2 separate regions of the Homo sapiens genome follow, and region 1 is linked to region 2. Evidence: read pairs that join two places in POLR2A ChIA-PET (ENCODE). Cell type or tissue: PC-3. All regions are shown on one strand. Links, peaks and the distances in the headings refer to the core of each region. The heading gives the core; the rest is flanking DNA.

The links. ChIA-PET counts read pairs that join two places held together with the same protein. Peaks named below come from ENCODE experiments on the same cell type or tissue, not always from the same donor. Only the 100,000 strongest peaks of a DNase experiment are listed, where the experiment ranks them.
Region 1: POLR2A ChIA-PET joins it to region 2 with 18 read pairs; 2 of 35 experiments call an interaction of 5 or more read pairs at or near these places.

What each region holds. Positions count from the first base shown.
Region 1 is chr6:137,254,068-137,261,485 of GRCh38, reverse strand. No RefSeq gene overlaps it. Among named protein-coding and RNA genes, the nearest start is that of IFNGR1, 38 kb to the right of the region's middle. In PC-3, for the core only: no CTCF peak of the experiment used is centred there; no DNase peak of the experiment used is centred there; H3K27ac peaks cover 1,215 bases.
Region 2 is chr6:137,880,726-137,888,143 of GRCh38, reverse strand. TNFAIP3 (TNF alpha induced protein 3) reads right to left here. Exons shown (of 9, transcript NM_001270508.2): 9 at 4,832-7,109. The coding sequence ends at 6,825. Among named protein-coding and RNA genes, the nearest start is that of WAKMAR2, 16 kb to the right of the region's middle. In PC-3, for the core only: no CTCF peak of the experiment used is centred there; no DNase peak of the experiment used is centred there.

The DNA.
Region 1 (7,418 bases), core at 2,972-5,471, 630 kb after region 2:
GACAGAGTTTAACTCTTTCATCTGCCGCCCAGGTTGGATGGAGTGCAGTGGTGCAGTCTCGGCTCAATGCAGCCTCCATCTCCTGGGTTCAAGTGATTCTCCTGCCTCAACCTCCCAAGTAGCTGGGACAACAGGCCCACCACCACGCCCGGCTCATTTTTTGTGTTTTTGATACAGATGGGTTTTCACCATGTTGACCAGGCTGGTCTCAAACTCGTGACCTTGGGATCCACCTGCCTGGGGCTCCCAAAGTGCTGGGATTACAGGTGTGAGCCACTGTGTCTGGCCTATCCAACTATTTTTCAAAGTCATCAGAAAAGCCTTGATATCCGTCATTCACTATAATGCAGAAAAACCTCACATTTTGAATTTAGGCATACCTGGGTTAGAATTCCGCTAAAGAGCTGAGTTAGCTTAGATAACATATAACAACGGTAAACCAAAAAGTATCTGAAACAAGTCACAATCCATTTAGAAGTTTTTTTTGCCAAGGTTGAGGATGCACCCAGGAGACAGGTCTGTGCCTTTCTCCAAAGATGATTTTAAGGGCTTCAATAATTTAACCAGGAAAAGCAAGCTGGAGAAGGAATAGAGAGGGTATGGGCATGTGACTGAACTCACATATTGCAAGACAAAAGGATCAGGTAGGGGAATAGTCAATTATGTATTTGTCTTGCCCTCAGTGGATCCACACTTTACACAAGATAAGGTGAACATGTTACCAGTGGAAGGTGTCCAGGAACAAAGAGTTGGACAAAACTCACAAATAAAGCAAGGAAAGAATGAAGCAACAAAAGCAGAGATTTACTGAAAATGAAACTACACTCCACAGTGTGGGAGCGGGTCTGAGCATAGGGGCTCAAGAGCCCCGTTACAGAATATTCTGGGGTTTAAATACCCTTTAGAGGTTTTTATTCGTTACTTGGTATATGCCCTATGGAAACGAAGGGGATGAAGTGAAGTTACAAAGTCATTTACTCAGTGTATGCCCTATGTAAATGGAGAGAATATTTCCTGTCATAGCTGAAGCATTTCCACTTGATTTACGTCTAGGAAGTCATTAGGTTCCCTGCCTCCAGACCCTATTCTCCTGCCTCAAACACAGAGTGAAGATATTTAATATTTTATCGTAGCTATCTGCTTAGGAACAAAAGGAATGGCAGGTGCTTGCATGAGTCAGCTTTCAGCTTAATTTTTCCCCTTGGCGTACTGAATTGGGGTCCCAGGTTTTTATTTTCCTTTCATACAACAGACCTCCACTTTCTGACCCTCAGCTTTCTCATCTGTATGTGTAACCTGACTTCTTCCAGACCTCACCAGCTGGAGATGTAGATGAAGTCAGCTATAGTTTGAATGTTTGTGTCCCTCCAAATTTAATGTTGCAATTTATTCTCCAGTGCAACCATATTAGAAGGTGGGGCATTTAGATGGTGATTAAGTCATGAGGGCTCCACCACAGCAAGAAGGTACAAGCCTCACCAGACACCAAACCTGCTGGCACTTTGAAATTGGACTTCCCGGTCTCTGGAACTGTGAGAAATAAATTTCCATTGATTATAAGTTACCCAGTCTGAGGTTTGTTTTTGTTTTTGTTTGAGACAGCGTCTCGCTCTGTTGCCTAGGCTGGAGTGCAGCGGTGCCATCTCGGCTCATTGCAGCCACCACCTCCCGGGTTCAAGCAATTCTCTTGCCTCAGTCTCCTGAGTAGCTGGGATTACAGGTATGCACCACCAAGCCCAGCTAATTTTTTTTTTTTTTTTTTACTAGAGGCAGAGTTTCACCATGTTGGCTAGGCTGGTCTCAAACTCCTGGCCTCAGGTGTTCCACCTGCCTTGGCCTGCCAGTGTACTGGGATTACAGGCATGAGCCACTGCACCCAGCCTAAGGTATTTTATTATAGCAGCAGGAATGGACTAAGACAAAGGCACATTAACAATCATGATGCATACTTCCTTGGCAACTTTCCACCTCAGGCTTTGCAGGATTTCTGCTTCCATGTCAAGTTCATCACCCCTGAGTGCTTCCAGGGCTGTCTCTCATGTGCTTACCTGCAAACAAGTTGGTTTCACTCCCACCATCAAGGGCAGTGCCCCTACTCCACACTCCACAGGGGGATCAGATCTGTTTTCTTGCTTCCCTGGACTCGAAGCAAGCCCTGCTGCTGCTTCTCCAGTGAATGAAGGCGTGTCCACCAGGTTGAGGATGACCAGGCATCTGAAATCATTTTGGTTCTTAGAGTCGCAAAACCTCTACTCTGATCTAAGTTTCTCTCTTATCCTACAGGCTGCAGTTTGTGCAAAAAATCTTGAGATACATGGGTTTCCAATTCTAGGGCACATAAGAATAACTTGGTGAGTTGTTAAAAATGCAGACTCGTGAGCCCCACCCAGGACTCTGGATTGAATTTTTCATGTTGAAAGTCCGCAGGTCACCTGAAAGCTATTCTCTGGTGTACTGACGATTTGGATAGCCAATGGTCTGTTGTTGGGACTATTAAGACAGACTCACTTCTTTTCTCTTGTCTCTCCAGTCTCTTCCTCACGGCCTTGAGCTGACCTCTAGCCAGAGTGACATACGAGAAATGCAAATCTCTATCATTTATTTCTCACCATCCTGCAACGCAGTCATTTTCTCTCAATAATACAATACAACAAAAGCCCAATATATTAAACTGATGTCATAGGAGCTGCTCAGCTGAAGGGAACTCATGAGATGGGTTTATGGGGAGCGGGGAGCAGACTTCCACCCAGCCACTCAGTCTTCCTGACCCTTTCCCACCCCACTGCCAGCCCCAGCAGCAGCCCTGGATAACCTGTACAGAACAAATGACCATGGAACACAGCCTGAAAATCACATCTCCAGGGGACAAATGCAAAACTCCCTGCACAACAAACAAACAAACAAACAAAAGCCTGGCATAATCCAACCCCCATTCACCTCTCCAGCTTCATCTCTCCCATCACCCACTCAGAGGTACTCTATGCCCTACAGCTGTGCTGACAATATGGTAGTCACTAGCCACATGTGGCTATTTAGATTTAAATTAATTACAATAAAACAAAAGAAAATATTCAGTCCCATTGTCAACTAACCACATCTCAAGTGCTGAATAGCCACATGTGGTCAGTGGCGACGGTGATGACAGCACAGACACAGAATAGTTGCATCATCACTGTAAGTGCGACAGGACAGCAGTGCTCTAGTGACACCAAGTTAACCACAGTTCCCAAAGCCCACATACTTTCTCACAGTCTAGAGCCTTCACATATGCTGTTCTCTCTATCTAGCCCCTTCTATTCTCTATTGTCTATTTGGAAAATTCTCAGACATTCTTCAAGATTGTCTCCAAGCTCCCCCTGCCAGGTGCCTTCTAGTCAATTTCCAATCTCCAGTCTCATTCAGAGATGACTTGAGCACTATTTCCTCTCTGATCTCTTAATACCCTGAAATTCTTTTCAGATGACAGTTTTCACATGGTTTTACAACTGTTTGCTTGGCTCTGTATATTTTATATTAGATGTAAACATATATATTTTAACTCATCTTTATAGCCAAAGTAATCAATAAATATCTATTAAATTAATGACTTTATTGGAGAATAATCAAATTGCTGTATATATCTGAATGAAAATGGCAATAATCATGGAAATGGTGGATGTGGGAGGCAGAATAATGCCCATCTTCCCCATAAAGATGTCCGTATCTTAAACACCAGACTCTGTATATATGTTACCTTAGCAAAATGGACTTCACCGATATTAAGTAAAGGACCTTGAGATGAGAAGATTATTATGAATTATTTAGGTGGGCCACATGTAATCACATTGTGATCCTTAAAACTGGAAGAGAGAGGCAGAAAAGGAGGGCAGAGTAAAGCAACGTGAGAAGGATTCAACCTGTAGTTGCTGGCTTTGAAGATGGAGGAAGAGTCCATGAGCCAAAGAATGTGGGCAGCCCCTAGAAGCCGGAAAGGCAGGGAAACTGATTGTCCCGTACGGCCTCCAGAAGGGAACACAGCCCTGCCTACCCTTGGATGTTAGCCCAGTGAGACTCACTTCAGATTTCTAACCTCCAGAACTGTAAGATAATAAACTTGTGCTCTTTTAAGCCCCTATGTTTATAGTAATTTGATAGAATGCCAAAAGGAAACTGATATGGTGTAGTTAGAAAGGGAAGGGTGTTAGTACAGAAAGAATGTGTTTCACCAGGGAACTGCTCAGCCCTGAGGTCTCAGGGTCCAGTGGAGAAGGAGGCCACACTGCAGCAGGGCAGGAACATTATTGCTGGCCCCAAGGCACAGAGGATGTGTCCTGGGCTCTAGCTTTAGTCTGAGGAGCTCTGTCAGGTGTGAGAAGGGCTTTCCTGTGCCCCTGGAGCTGGTGATTTTGGTACAGGTAGGAAGATAAGTTTTCTGAATAAATCTAATAGTGCTAACACCTAGTTTAGACTTCACCCTCTTTGACAGCACAGAAAATTACCAAACACCTCTTAAAATTCTGCAAGTGTATAGCCCATTGCATGACTTCAGCAAATATTTACAGTGTGACATATAAAAGACACTATATAGCTTCACAAACCACTGGAAATTTTGTTTTGTACAGTGTAAACAGAGTAACTTGCATCATAACTATAATATATCCACATAAGCAATGAAGAACTTTCTATTGCGATAAACTGTAAATATTTACTATCTAGTTCCCAATCAGGGTTTCAGTATGAATTGAATAATTTCCAGTGATCTAATTTTTTTTGAAAAAGCATTTCTTTAACAAATATCTCTTATTCCCAGAACCATTCAAACCCCTCTGGATGCAGTGATAAAAAACTTGGTCACATTCTAGCAGTGGGGATAGAGCTATAAAGCAGTGAACTCAACAAAGTGCTAGTGGCATTGTGATAAGAGCTCTGAGGCCATGGTAGTCATCATGGCCACCCCCATCCTTAAGGAAAGGTAATGATTAAACTATGTCTTAAGGATAATTTGGTGTCTGCCAGGTGAAAAAGGTGGAGTAAAGGTGGCTCCACAAATATAAATGGGGAAGGTGGCATTGCCAGCAGATGTCAGCTTGAGCCATGATCCAGGGTCCTGGTTAACCCAGGAAACTGCAGTCATTCCACACTGCAGGCCCAGAGTGTAAGTGGAGCCAGTGAATTCTAGGAAGATCTCCCTGAGGAAGTGATGCTCTGAGCTGAGATCTGAAGGAAGAATGATGGTTAACCAAGTGAGAGGTAGGGAATCATAGCAGGCAGATGGAACAGCACATGCCATGGTCCTGGCGCAGGATGAAGAAAGAAAGAAGGGATGATTGGTTTCCTCTCCTAGAGCAGGTCAACCTTCAGGAAAGAAGGTCAAGACCTTCATCTTCTTCACACTCCATTGCCACTTCCCACTCTTCACAATATCAGTATCAATATTAGGTGGCAAATATTCCTACATTAAGACTGTATCCAAAGTTGGGATGTTTTTCAACTTTCATTTAAACATTTTTCATTCATAGTTCTCAAATTTTAAATTTCAGATTTGCATGCAGAAACAATCAGTGGCCCAGGATCATAAGATCTAAGTTCTAATTACTGTGTGATCCTGGTTAATCACTTAACTTCTCTGGGTTTCAGTTTCTTTGTTTGTAAAATTAAGAGGTTAGACCATAGGGCTTTTACAGAAGCCCTGAGAGTTCTATATTTATGAGGTTTTAGGGATTTAAGGCTTGAAGGGGACTTGGCATGGTATAATTTAGAGCAAATTGTGACATAGCTTATATCCCAGCTCTGCCATTTTATAGCTGTGCGACCTTGGGCAAGTACTTACTTTTTTTTTCTGATCCACAATTTCTGAATATAATAATATCTACCCTGAAGAGTTAGGAGAAACCCATATATATTTATATATATGAGAAACCCATATATACAGAAGCTATTTTTATTATAACAGAAATGCACTATTTTAATACTTTGATAAGTTTTATAACTTTTTTTTAAATTGTGAAACAATATGTAATAGTCTCAAGAAAACTTAATCTTTGTCAGAGTTTTTCCAAGGAGAGTAATAATTTATCTTCCACAGATGTGAGGTGTTATTATCACCAACTCAGACACACACAGATAGAAAATTATATTTACTAGCATGTGCCCTTCTGCTGAAAAGACCATTGAACTTGAGAATGTGAGAGGGCTTTTTCTCATCAAATAAGAAATTGAAGAAGAGAAAAGAATTAGTATCAACAGGGAACTAACATCTACAACCTAACAATTTTTGTTTGTTTCAGCTTCCATTCTAAGAGGCATTGTCACTAAGATTTAAGGAACAAAATGTAGGAAGTGAACCCATGAAAATGACAGGCTGTGAGAATGCTCACTGGAGAATTTAGTTTAGTTCAGTGCAGTTTTAGAAAAACTGAATTATTGGGGAACCCCACCCCCAATATTTCAACATAGGTTCTTTTTATTTTCCCTAAGTGTCGGCCAGTCTGAGAAATAAAGAGAAAGAGTACAAAGAGAGGAATTTTACAGCTGGGCCACCAGAGGTGACATCACATATCGGTAGGTCCGTGATGCCCACCTGAGCCGCAAAACCAGCAGGTTTTTATTAAGGACTTTAAAAGGGAAGGGGGTGTACGAACAGGGAGTAGGTCACAAAGATCACATGCTTCATCAAAGGGCAAAAGGGAGAACAAAGATCATATGCTTCTAAGGCCAATAAACATCACAAGGCAAAGGGCAAAGCAAAGATCACAAAGCAAAGGACGAAATCAAAAACTCCTGATGAGGGTCTATGTTCAGCTGTGCATGTATTGTCTTGATAAACATCTTAACAGAAAACAGGGTTCAAGAGCAGAGAACCTCAACCACATAGGACAGACACTCCCAGAGTGGCTGTTTATAGACCTCCCCCCAGGAATGCAATTCTTTTCCTAGGGTCTTAATACTATATTCCTTGCTAGGAAAAGAATTTAGCAATATCTCTCCTACTTGCACGTCCATTTATAGGCTCTCTGCAAGAAGAAAAATATGGCTCTATTCTGCCAGACCCCACAGGCAGTCAGATCTTATGGTTGTCTTCCCTTGTTCCCTAAAATCGCTGTTGTTCTGTTCTTTTTCAAGGTGCACTGATTTCATATTGTTCAAACACACATGTTTTACAATCAGTTTGTACAATAGTGGTCCTGAGGTGACATATATTCTCAGCTTACGAAGATAACAGGATTAAGAGATTAAAGTAAGACAGGCATAAGAAATTATGAGTATTAATTTTCGGAACTGATAAATGTCCATGAAATCTTCACAATTTATGTTCCTCTGCCACAGCTCCAGCCGGTCCCTCCGTTCTGGGTCCCTGACCTCCTGCAACACCAAATAAGAGAAATAATTTTCACCTTTATTTTACCTACATAGGCCATAGTCCTGAGATCCCATTCATG
Region 2 (7,418 bases), core at 1,939-4,438:
AACTAGGAAATCTAGAAGAAATGGATAAATTCTTGGACACATACACCCACCCCAGACTAAACCAGGAAGAAGTGGAATCCCTGAATAGACCAATAACAAGTTCTAAAATTGAGGGAGTAATTAATAGCCTATCAACCAAAAAAAAGCCCAGGACCAGGAGGATTCACCACCGAATTCTACCAGAGGTACAAAGAGGAGCTGGTACCATTCCTTCTGAAACTATTCCAAACAATAGAAAAAGGGGACTCCTCCCTAACTTATTTTAAGGCCAGCATCATCCTGATACCAAAAGCTGGCAGAGACATAACCAAAAAAGAAAATTTCAGGCCAATATCCCTGATGAACAACAATGCAAAAACCCTCAATAAAATACTGGCAAACTGAATCCAGCAGCACATCAAAAAGCTTACCCACCACGATCAAGTTGGCTTCATCCCTAGGATGCAAGGCTGGTTCAACATATGCAAATCAATAAATGTAATCCATCACATAAACAGAACCAATGACAAAAACCACATGATTATCTCAACAGATGCAGAAAAGGCCTTCAACAAAATTCAACACCCCTTCATGCTAAAAACTCTCAACAAACTAGGTATTGATGGAACATATCTCAAAATAATAAGAGCTATTTATAACAAATCCATAGCTAATATACTGAATGGGCAAAAGCTGGAAGCATTTCCTTTGAAAATGAGCACAAGACACGGATGCCTTCTCTCACCACTCCTATTCAACATGGTGTTGGAAGTTCTGGCCAGGGCAATCAAGCAAGAGAAAGAAATAAAGAGTATTCGAATAGGAAGAGAAGAAGTCAAATTGTCTCTGTTTGCAGATGACATGATTGTATATTTAGAAAACCCCATCGTCTCAGCCCAAAATCTCCTTAAGCTGATAAGCAACTTCAGCAAAGTCTCAGGATACAAAATCAATGTGCAAAAATCACAAACATTCCTATACACCAATAATAGACAAACAGAGAGCCAAATCATAAGTGAACTCCTATTCACAATTGCTACAAAAAGAATAAAATACCTAGGAATACAACTTACAAGGGATGTGAAGGACCTCTTCAAGGAGAACTACAAACCACTGCTCAAGGAAATCAGAGAGGACACAAACAAATGGAAAAACATTTCATGCTCATGGATAAGAAGAATCAATATTGTGAAAATGGCCATACTGCCCAAAGTAATTTATAGATTCAATGCTGTCCCTATTAAGCTACCATTGACTTACTTCACAGAATTAGAAAAATTCTGAGCTTCTGCACAGCAAAAGAAACTATCATCAGAGTGAACAGGTAACCTACAGAATGGGAGAAAATTTTTGCAATCTACTCATCTGACAACGGGCTAATATCCAGAATCTACAAAGAACTTAAACAAATTTACAAGAAAAAAAAACCCCATCAAAAATTGGGTGAAGGATATGAACAGACATTTCTCAAAGGAAGACATTTATGCAGTCAACAAACATATGAGAAAAAACTCATCATCATTGGTCACTAGAGAAATGCAAATCAAAACCACAATGAGATACCATCTTATGGCAGTTACAATGGCGATCATTAAAAAGTCAGGAAATTCTGAGCATGGTGGTTCTACTTTAAATTTCATATGGAACCAAAAAAGAACGCATATAGCCAAGATAATCCTAAGCAAAAAGAGCAAAGCTGGAGGCATCATGCTACCTGACTTCAAACTATACTACAAGGCTACAGTAACCAAAACAGCATGGCACTGGTACCAAAACAGATATATAGACCAACGGAACAGAATAGAGGCCTCAGAAATAACACCACACATCTACAACCATGTGATCTTTGACAAACCTGACAAAAACAAGAAATGGGGAAAGGATTCCCTATTTAATAAATGGTGCTGGGAAAACTGGCTAGCCATATGCAGAAAACTGAAAGTGAACCCCTTCCTTACACCTTATACAAAAATTAACTCAAGATGGATTAAAGACTTAACTGTAAGACCTAAAACCATAAAAACCCTAGAAGAAAACGTAGGCAATACCATTGAGGACATAGGCATGGGCAAAGACTTCATGATTAAAACACCAAAAGCAATGGCAACAAAAGCCAAAATTGACATATGGAATCTAATTAAACTAAAGAGCTTCTGCACAGCAAAAGAAACTATCATCAGAGTGAACAGGCAACCTACAGAATGGGAGAAAATTTTTGCAATCTACTCATCTGACAATGGGCTAATATCCAGAATCTACGAAGAACTTAAACTAATTTACAAGAAAAAAAAAAAACATCAAAAAGTGGGTGAAGGATATGAACAGACATTTCTCAAAAGAAGACATTTATGCGGCCAAAAAACATATGAGAAAAAGTTCATCATCACTGGTCACTAGAGAAACGCAAATCAAAACCACAATGAGATACCATCTCATGCCAGTTACAATGGCGATCATTAAAAAGTCAGGAAATGCCGGGCATGGTGGTTCATGCCTGTAATCCCAGCACTTTGGGAGGTCCAGGCAGGTGGATCATAAAGTCAGGAGTTCGAAAGCAGCCTGGCCAATATGGTGAAACCCCGTCTCTACTAAAAATATAAAAATTAGCTAGGCATGGTGGCGGGTGCCTGTAGTGCCAGCTACTCAGGAGGCTGAAGCAGGAGAATCGCTTGGACCCCGGGAGATGGAGGTTGCAGTGAGCTGAGATCACACCACTGCACTCCAGCCTGGGTGACAGCAGAGTGAGACTCCATCTAAAAAAAAAAAAAAAAAAAGGAAACATCACAAGCTGGAGAGCATGTGGAGAAATAGGAATGCTTTTACACTGTTGGTGAGAGTGTAAATTAGTTCAATCATTGTAGAAGACAGTGTGGCAATTCCTCAAGGATCTAGAACCAGAAATACGACTTGACCCAGTAATCCCATTACTGGGTATATACCCAAAGGATTATAAATCATGCTACTATAAAGACACATGCACATGTATGATGTATGTTTATTGGGGCACTATTCACAATAGCAAAGACTTGGAACCAACCAAATGCCCATCAATGATAGACTGGATAAAGAAAATGTGGCACATATACACCATGGAATACTATGCAGCCATAAAAAAGGATGAGTTCATGTCCTTTGCAAAGCCATGGATGAAGCTGGAAACCATCATTCTCAGCAAACTAACACAGGAACAGAAAACCAGACACTGCATGTTCTCACTTATAAGTGGGAGTTGAACAATGAGAACACATGGACACAGGGAAGGGAACATCACACACTGGGGCCTGTCACGGGGTAGGGGGGCTAGGAGAGGCACAGCATTAGTAGAAATACCTAATGTAGATGATGGGTTGATGGGTGCAGCAAACCACTATGGCACATGTATACCTATGTAACAAACCTGAACGTTCTACACATGTATCCCAGAACTTAAAGTATAATAAAAAAAAATTTAAAAAAGACTCTGTCTCAAAAATAAATAAATAAATAAATAGAGCCTTATAACTCACTGTAGCCTTAAGCAGTTCTCCCACCTCAGCCTCCTGAGTAGCTGGAACTACAGGTGCCTATTCACTCTTACTGCTATATGATAATCCATTATATGAATATACCACAATATATTTCTCTTTTCTCCTGTTAATGAACATTTGGATCGTTTGTAGTTTGGAGCTATTATGAATACTGCTGAGATGAACATTTTAGTACCATATTTTGGTGAACATATGCATGCATTTCTGTTTTATGGGTGTATAGCTAGGAGTAGAGTGTATACCATTGAGTGTATACCTAGGATTGGAATTTTTGGATCATAAGGTAGGTATACGTCCTAATAAATATTGCTAAACATTAAAAAAAAAAGAAAAGATCCTTACTAAACGAAAGCAATAAGACTTTGTCTTGTATGGTGGATAAACTGAGAAATTAGAATACATACTTGGAATTTGGATATTAAAGAATAAAATAATTTAGCTGGCTCTGATAATGGTGGTTATGTTAAAAGGACATATTCTATTCAATTAGAGGTGCACACTGAAATATTTATGGGTATGAAGACACAATATCTGGGATTTGCTTTCAAGTAGTCCAGGAAAAACAAAAAAGAGGATGTGATAGATGAAACAAATTGGGCAGAACGTTGGTAATTATTGAAACTGGAGGATGGCTATAGAGTGGCTCTTTATAGTACTTGTCACTTTCTTATTAAAGTTTTCTACTTTTAAAAAGTTAAAAAAAAATTATAAATATATTTTTTAAAGTGTGATTCTAAAATCTGGCTGATCATCCAGATCACCCGAGGAGCTTAAAAAAGTAGATTCTGGGAGCTGCGCAGTCCTGCTGAATCAGTCGTCTGTGAGTCCATTTGTACTGGATGGGAGGTGGGGATGAAGGCTTGCGCATGGAGGAATGTGTTATTTTTTAATTTCCTGGTTCTGGCAGCCAGCACAGCCACGCTGCCTCCTCTGCTTTGTCTGACCCAGGAGATCTTACATCAGTCTTCCTTCCTGCCTGCCTACTTCTCTCTTTCCTGTCTTTCCCTCCTCCTCCCTCTTGTTTTCTCTTTCTTCACTTTATAAAAGTTTAGGGCAGGAAGCTTAAAAGGGCCACAGGGTCCTAGCATCCCTTTCCTCTTCCCATCAGAGGAAGAGTGTCTTCATTGTCAAGCGGGGGCTTGTGCTTGAGGACTGGGCCTGGACCTCATACAGTTATTATTTATGAAAAGCTGCCTTGCTACCATGGATGAGAGATGTGTGCATTGCTCAGGTGCACCTCAAAATAAAGCTGCTTAGGAAGCACAGTCTTAATATCCAAGCCTTTCTTTTTCTTTCAGCATTCATCAATTGAAAACATCACAATCTGTTCTTAAATAATTTATTTTTTAATGTTGACTCTTGTGAAAAGTTACATTTATTTAGAAAAACTTGAAGAAATCCAACAAAGAATAGGTGGCTTTCTATTAGGGACAATTAAATGTGCAAATTTCAAATACTTTTTATAATAAGTATAAATAATTACTTTTTTTCACATTAAGAATGGAAATAATGATCAACACAAAATATTAAGATATCAACTTTAAGAGAATTAGATGAAAACACTGAAGTTTATTTGGTATCTTTGGAAAGAAATTATAAAGATTCGTCTGGGAAAAACTTAGGGGGCTCTAAGGGGAAAGTGTGCCTAATAGTATGAGTAAAGGCTGTGTAGAGTTATGGATCACAAATATTTTCAGGCCATAAGTACAGACCCCCAAAATGGCAGCCTTTATCTCTGGGGAAAATGCATTTCCCCTCCTTTTTTTTTTTTCTTCTAGAGCAAATATGACAGCAACCACAAAGCACACAGAGAAACTGTAAGCCAGCAACAGAAAGAGATTTCCTCATACTCATGGTTACTGGCTTTTGCTGTCCCAATACCAGGGTACCATGGGATGCAGGGGACTTCCCAGCCCCCCCAGGACACAGTGTTAACAGAAAATAAAACCATCACAAAAGGCCACATCTTTCCCTGTGACCATTGCCAGTCTCATCCCTGCTCCTTCCCTATCTCATCTCCAAGGAGGTAGGACACTCAGAGGCATTAACAGAACACAGAGTATAGTTTTTTATTACATAGCTGGAGTTTCATAAGGAGAAGCACGAAACATCGATGAATATGTATGTATACCTTGGATGCAATTCCTTCTTTCCTGGGGAGGCAAGCAAAAGTGTATCAAAGAGGCCAATTTACTCCCTGTGGTCAGGAACTTGCCCACAGCCTGACTCAAAGCAAGGATGTTCTCTCAGGAGAACACTGTGGCATTTTCCCCAGAGCTGAAGAAATATCTTCACTTAAATAATCTTGAAGTTTGTAATAAAATAAATAAAGTGAATTACACAAAAAGGACTAGAGCTCCCTTTAAAAAGGCAGCTGGTTGAGTTTATGCAAGCAGTGTATACACAAGCTCATGCCCCAACAACAACCAGAAAACAGGTTATTATTATTTAGCCTTCCTATTGTACTTCTAGGGCAGCATTTCAATATAATTTAAAAAAATCCCTCATACATAATGTAAGGGTATATTATATATGTACACACTTTTACTCCTCAGTTCAAGCTAACTTCTTTAGAAGTAAAGACAGTAATAACCCAAAGAGTTACACGTCTTCCCAGTAAAATATTCTAATTTTTTAAAAGGTGCATATTATAAAGAGCAGCTTGTTTTTCTGTCAATGTGAACATGTTCAGTCTCAGCAGCCTCAGAATCACAGTCCATGGATGGTTCTGCATTTCTGCCGGGTCCTCAGGAAAGGAACCGGGCAGGTAGGGAAAAACCATGAACTACAAACACTCTCTGAATACGTCCATTTTCCCTGAGCTTCCTTGAGCTTCTTGCAGAGGGCCTCGCTGCCATGAGGATCTGGCTTCACATCTCTGAGAGATGCTGGGGGAGGGGAGGTGGAATGGCTCTGGCTTCTCCAACCCACGCGACTTGTGTGTCTTTTCCCTTTCTCAGCCAAGACGATGAAGCAGTCCTGATGCGCAGGGTGCAGGGGCCTCGGCCAGTCCCCGCACACCTTCCAAGTCCAAAGAAGTTCCTGGCCTCCTGCTTGGTAGGAGAGGAGGAACCTTGGGCTGAATCTGACATCATCCCTTGCCAGTTACAAGCTTTGCTTTCTAAGGCCACCTGGGAACACTCCCGGGTTACCAAACCTGAGCATCGTGGGCACCACGAAGAGCTTATCTTTCCTCTCCTGCTCAGACACCCTTAAGCCCACTGTTGCAGTGGCAGCTGAGGGGTTCAGAGGATAGCACCATGATGACTGACAGCTCGAGGCCCCACTTCTTGCAGGAGGTGACCCACCTGTTTCCGGTTAGCCATACATCTGCTTGAACTGAAAGCATTCGTTGCAGTAGCCGTTGCACTTGGCATTGCCAAAATGATCACAGGCGGGGGCCCGGCAACGCTGCTTGGGGGGGTCTTCGGGGGCAGGCTCACCCCGGTGGGCCCCAGGGCCCATCCTCTGGTTGGGATGCTGACACTCCATGCAGAGCTCCTCGCTGCGGCAGGCCAGGATGTTCTTGCAGGAGGCCCGGGCGCACTTGGGCCTTGAGGTGCTTTGTGTGGTTCGAGGCACATCTCTGCGCTGGCTCGATCTCTGAGTGGAAAGAACAGGCAGATCATTAAAAAGTCAGGAAACTATTGCTCACATTTCTTAGGGAGAGCACAATGAAATCTCATTGGAGAGTGTGGAGTCTACAAAGAGCTTTACCTGCCTGAGCAAGGGAACAGGAGAGCATTGCAGTCTATGAGCCAGAGCTCTCGAAGGATGTTTCTTTCCAGTCTCAAGGAAAGCTGACTTGGCCCCCAGGGAGGCTGAGGAAAACCGCCAAGCCTAAGTTGGCCTGCAAACTTTCCCTGGCTCTCTTCTGTTGGGACCAAAAACCACTGTTCTTACATAGCTTCC